2 separate regions of the Homo sapiens genome follow, and region 2 is linked to region 1. The links are chromatin loops, found by intact Hi-C in ENCODE. Cell type or tissue: endothelial cell of umbilical vein. All regions are shown on one strand. Links, peaks and the distances in the headings refer to the core of each region. The heading gives the core; the rest is flanking DNA. Region 1 has its middle 41 kb from the start of WDR1. Region 2 overlaps WDR1 (WD repeat domain 1).

Region 1 (2,910 bases), core at 161-2,660:
GTCTCTAAGGCAGCTACTACAAAGTCATCTCCACGGACCAGGACAGCAGCCATATATCCTTTCAGAGAAAGCCCCACCAGACCTTGATGGAAGGGCACCCCAACATCTGCCTGGCCTGCATACACTTAGGGCATAGTCACCTGACGCTTCTCCATTGAAAATAGGAGATGTCAAGGGAGATGCAGCCCCAGCTGTTGCCCTGTCAAGAGCCCCAGGAGGCCTCTGTGCTGGAGCAGGTGTGCAACCCCCACCACCTTTGCTGAGAGCTGCCTGGGACTAGTGTTTTGAACGAGTCACCTGTGGACATGGACCCACAGAATCTGAGGGGACCCACAGAATCTGAGGGGACCCACAAAGGAGCAGCTGAATGGCATGGTTGACCTGAGTTTTTGAAAAAAGCCCCAACTTTGAGACAATTTTCATGATTTTGGGCTTTAGGATGTGGAATCATTTCTCAAAGTATTGTGGAGAGTTCTGTCGTTTCGAGCAGGTCCTGCTAGTGCTGCCATACATAGCTCATCAGGCCAGCCTACATAACTAGGAAACACCGCTCACACAGCAGTGCCAGCCTTCTAGGTGAGCAACACTTCCTGAAGGGCAGAGTTGCCTAGGAGGTGCTTTTATGTAAAAGCATGTCCATCATGGTTTGTGTTCTTTCCACTTTACTTGACAATAGTTAATGTAGTTACGAAATGTTATAATTTAAGCAATACAGTTACCAAGTAAAAACGGTCTTTTATTCTTGTTCTCAGTCCTGAAGACTATAAACTCTTTGTATAAATTATGTTGTAAGGAGTTTAAGTCTGTTGGATGTTTTTCAAGTTTACATTCTAACCAATGTCATGTGATACTAGTCTACAGAACAAAGCAGGCTTTGTACGTATTTCCACGGCAAAAAATAGTTCATAAGCCAAGCTGATTGTGTTCATGTTTTCCGTGAAAATTACTGCAAACAAACTTGGTACCTGGGATCACGTGATTGTAACATGGGATGCTCGCCTAACACTGAGAACATTTGCCTGCTTAGCACGGTGCCCGGCCTGGTGGGTGGGGGTGGGGGTGGGGGTGGGGGTGGGGGTGGGGGTGGGGTGCGCAGAGCAGCCTCTAAGCACTGAGCTCAGACTCCTGCCAGGCAGGAGAACCTGGGCTCTCCTGCTCATCCATGGCTGCCTCCCCAGGCAGGAATTGTCCACATTTCAGAAGCCATTTGTTCAGGGGGATGGCATTAGTTCACACAGGATCCAGACGAATCTAATGAAAATGATAAGAGTAACAAGAACTCCTCCCCCAGTGTATTCCTCAAATCCGTCCAGGAGTTCCAAGAGCCATCAGCTTGTTTCCATTCTGGCCCTTGGCTGAGGGTCCTTAAGCACCACCTGGTGGCCATGAGGCATCACAACAGACAATGAAATGGTAAGTTCTTAGGAACTTAGCATTCTGACATCACCCCACCCAACAAAGATCATGTGCCCTAGCAACAATGGAACTTTATTATTTAGAAGTCACCCCTTCTCCTAGGAAAGGAAAAAGATATATCACCCATGCTCAAAGAAAATGAGCCAAACTTGAGTTTAGGAGATGGCAGCCACACACAGCAGGCTGTCTTGTAAGGGGCACAGCAGCAACCCCAGGCCACAGAGGGCAGAGCCTCCAGGACCCATCACTGGAGATGACTGCCTGGGCAGACTCACTTCACCGTTAGAGAAGTGTGGCCTTCCCTGGTGGCTCTAGGTTCACAGTACACAGAATTACCTGCTTTGAGGCAACGCTTCTCTTACCAAGTAGTGACTTAAGAAACAAGATGTATGTAATACTAGTGCCTGGGAAGGAAAAACCACCAAGTATGGAAGAGATCAGTTATGACAGCAGACAGCCTCTTTCACAAAGTACACTGAAGGATTCCCGGGTCACTGCCTAGGATGGCTCCTCCGGCTGCATTCCAAGGTAAAGTATTCCCATCAGATCCCTTTATCCCTAGAGTCCTCAAGGCCACCTCCAGGAACCCAAGGCTTCTAGTCCTTTTCCCAGGAAGCCAGGCTGGCTCCTTTGTCTACAAGCATGATCACAGCAGCCCCAGGAGCCATTTCTAGAACAGGTCAAGTGCTGACTGCCAGTGATCAGACACTGTACCTGAAAGCTGAACCCCCCTCTTCCTGTCATGGAGTTTGCTTCTTCCCTGGTCTCCCCCCTGCATCGACTTTCATCCAATGCACCTGCTGCTGGCTCAGTCCTCCTGGGGCCACATGTAGCTCCTAAGGATTAAGACATATCAAACTCCAAGTTGGAAATGCTAAGAAACAGTTGTCCAGATCAGGCTCCCCTTGTCATGCAACAACAGGATAGAGTGGTTTCTGTAGTTCAGTCCCCTTCCTTTAGGGATTAGAAATAAAAGATGGGAAATGAGGCAGAGCAGCATTCACTTTCCATTCCAAGGTGTCTTGACAAGCAGAGATGGTCTTGTTGGAAAGCCCATAAGCTCTTCAGTTGGGAGAAAGCCGACAGTTAATGTTTTCTGAGAATGACTTTCATTGTATTTAAGACACTAAAACGTACTCAATAACAGCATAGTCAAGTAACAAGCGAGTTCAGGTGATGACTCCTATCTACTTCCACCTGGAACAGATGAGACATTTGTCTAATAGAAAACATCACATCTTCTATAGTCTTCATTGCACATTTAAGTCAAAGGATTTTGTACAAGTTTAGTCTTTCCTCACAATTCACCATGCAAGTTCAGAAAAGCAGAACTGATGTGTCAAAGGATGTTAGGAAAACCCTGGTTGGCCCGTAAGTTGCTTTTGTAGTCCCACCCAGCCAACCATCCTTAAGAGGGGAATCACACAGCCCAGCCTCAGCACAATCAGCACTCCACTGCAGAATTCTAGGGATCAGGCTGGAGCCCAGCGGCGG
Region 2 (2,910 bases), core at 204-2,703, 68 kb after region 1:
GCTCGCCAGCCCCATCGCTCATGAGCTGATCACAGACCTGAGCCCAAGTTCAGACTGAGCCAGCCTGGTGCTTCCATCCCTGTCCTCTTGGGCGGTGACCACAACCTACAGAGGACGAGCTCTTCAGTCATAGAACGGAATGCAAGCACCATGACAGCACTCCCTGAAATGAGGCAGGGAGGACAATCTGCTCATCCACTGGGATGGAAACGTGACTGTCGTCGCCCTCAGTAGCTCCCGAGGAGCACTGGGACTCCCCTTGTCAGAATGTGTGATTTCTCCGGCTTTCATCTAAGTTAAAACACGGGTCAATGAGGTGGGAGATCCTGGTTCAGGTGCAGGGCCAGGGCCTGCTGGGCCTGTGTCCAGCCTGACCCCAGCCGTGAGCAGGTCTTGGCAGCACCCTGAGGAGGGCTTACCTGAGGCAAGCAAGTTTGGGTTGTTGGCTGGAGGAAATGGTTTAATCTTTGAAGTGCAGGAAGCCCAGGGTTGCTTTTGTGCCACAGGTCTGGGGTCGCATCACTCTTGGGCCTAGAGAGATTTCTGGGGCGGGGAGTGGCCTCTCTACGAGAACTGCCTGCCCTGGGGACATTGCCAGACTGAACGGTGTCTGTATCTTCTGCTGACTCTGACGGACTTTGTGGGGACATCGATTTCCTTGAGTGTGGCCCTTGGGACCCCCAGGCACCTGATTCCTCTTTCTGGGCCTATGTTTCCTCATTGGTGAAATGGGCACAGCTCACCTTGGTGGGTTATTACATGAGTGTCAGAGGCAGCATTGATGACATGTGTTAGTGTGCCGCAGCTGCCATAACAAAGTTTGTTAAGCCACAGATTGGGTGCCTTAAACAATGGAAATTTATTCTCTGGAAGTCAGAAGTCTGTAGTCAAGGTGTGGGCAGGGACGCACTCCGAGTCCTTCCTTGTCTTTCCCAGATACTGACAGCCCTGGGGGTTACTTTTTGTGAGCAGAACTCCCATCTCTGCCTCCAGCTTCACCCCAACTCTGTATCTGTGTCCAGATTTCCCTCTTAAAAGGACACCAAGTCCTGCTGGATTTACAGCCTGCCCTAATGACCTCATTTTAACTGGACTGCATCTGCAAAGACCCTGTTTCTGAATAAGGTCTCATTGGGTCCCAGGGTTGGGACTTCAGCATGTCTTTTGGAGAGGCACAATTCAACTGAAAACATTACACAATCAAACACAGGCAGGTCCCCCACACAGGTAGCTCATGCTTTAAAATTAAGTCCGTGATTTACTTAGAGCGCGGGGCAGCTTATCCGCCTTGGGGTTGAATTGCTTTTCCTGAAGGTTAGTGTTCGTACCTGCTGAGCAGCGAGCCCTTCCTGTGCCAAGAGAGTTGTTAGCACTGGATGTGCATTTGCCGGGTTAGCGCCGCCTGCAGGTGGGCAGCAAGAGGGCAGGGCAGGTGTTGGCAGCTTTACAACTGCTTATTTAAGGATCAGTCTCTGATACAAACTCTTGTTGACTGCGGAAAGAATGCATTCATTTCCTTATTCGAGTAACAGAGTCGCCCCTGGAAGTCATGTCATTTCCTTTTAGTCGCTCAGGCTCTTGTTCTTGATGAAGGTCATAATCATTAACTTTGTTTAAAAGTTAATTATTGGCCAGGCGCAGTGACTTACTCCTGTAATCCCAGCACTTTGGGAGGCCAAAGCGGGGAAACATGAGGTCAGGATACTGAGACCATCCTGGCTAACAAAGGGAAACCCCATCTCTACTAAAAATACAGAAATTAGCCAGGCGTGGTGGCGGGCACCTGTCGTCCCAGCTACTCGGGAGGCTGAGGCAGGAGAATGGCGTGAACCCGGGAGGCGGAGCTTGTAGTGAGCAGAGATTGTGCCACTGCACTCCAGCCTGGGCAACAGAGCCAGACAGGGCTGGTGCCTCCAGGAAGAGGCCTCCTGGTCTCAGCCATCGTGAAGCTTAAGGATTGGGGCTTGAGCTCTTTCAGAGCCCAGAGGGAAGAGGGCAGCTGCTGGGGGCACCTCACTGGGGGGGGCATAACTGGAGGTGGTCTGCCTTCGCTCGGGCTAATCAGCTTTCCCAGCAGGTAGAGCGGTCAGCATGGCAGGCAGGCTGGAGCAGACTCCTGCCCCTCCACTAAGGGACTGCCCAGGATGTTTTTTTAAGCTCTGAAATTTTCCAGTGGACTAACAGTTCACACTGATGAACAGCTGGAGCTGCAAGCTGTGTTTCATAGAGAGCATTCTTGAACCTAGAGTCAGGCCTGCGGCCCCTCATCAGGCAGGTAATTGTTTTCCTGCAGGACCACAGCCGCTTTGTCAACTGTGTGCGATTCTCTCCTGATGGGAACAGATTTGCCACAGCCAGTGCTGACGGCCAGGTAAGAACTGGGATGGGTTTTGGGGTGGGGAATGGCTTGTCTGCCTGCTCCCGTGACTGCTCAGAGCCGCAGGCTGCCTAATGCTAGTCCTGACATGCAGAACTTAGACATCGCCCTCCCCACATCTGCAGACTCGTCGTCAGAGCCCAGTAAATGCATGTCTGCTTTTAAACCACACTGGGAGCTTAGTCTGTGAGCCCCGGTTTTCTACAGCCACAGTCCATGGAGAAACTGCTTACTCCAGAGGGTGTTCACACACACATGACCCACATGTTTTTATTTCTTGGAAGATATACATCTATGACGGGAAGACTGGGGAGAAGGTGTGCGCGCTGGGCGGAAGCAAGGCCCACGACGGTGGGATTTACGCAGTGAGTATGAGCGTGTTTCCCGGCCTAGTGGTGGGAATTTGGCCGAGTCCACGTGTCAGTCCATCCACACTCACTCCGGAGTTAGACAAAAACTTGAAATGAGGGGCTATAAGTCGGGGCGGTTTTATATCTGCCCAGAAAAGCTTTAAGGTCGCAATAAGGTGATGG

Evidence for each region. A loop is a pair of places that touch in the nucleus more often than their neighbours do. Peaks named below come from ENCODE experiments on the same cell type or tissue, not always from the same donor. Only the 100,000 strongest peaks of a DNase experiment are listed, where the experiment ranks them.
Region 2: a loop joins it to region 1, with 2.6 times the contacts of the local background. A loop is called at or near these places in 3 of 110 quality-filtered maps.

The regions. Positions count from the first base shown.
Region 1 is chr4:10,156,417-10,159,326 of GRCh38, reverse strand. No RefSeq gene overlaps it. Among named protein-coding and RNA genes, the nearest start is that of WDR1, 41 kb to the right of the region's middle. In endothelial cell of umbilical vein, for the core only: a CTCF peak has its summit at 1,374 (motif pointing left); a DNase peak (open chromatin) is centred at 1,356.
Region 2 is chr4:10,088,125-10,091,034 of GRCh38, reverse strand. WDR1 (WD repeat domain 1) reads left to right here. Exons shown (of 15, transcript NM_017491.5): 6 at 2,294-2,371; 7 at 2,662-2,742. Among named protein-coding and RNA genes, the nearest start is that of MIR3138, 11 kb to the right of the region's middle. In endothelial cell of umbilical vein, for the core only: a CTCF peak has its summit at 1,400 (motif pointing left); a DNase peak (open chromatin) is centred at 1,414; H3K27ac peaks cover 1,127 bases.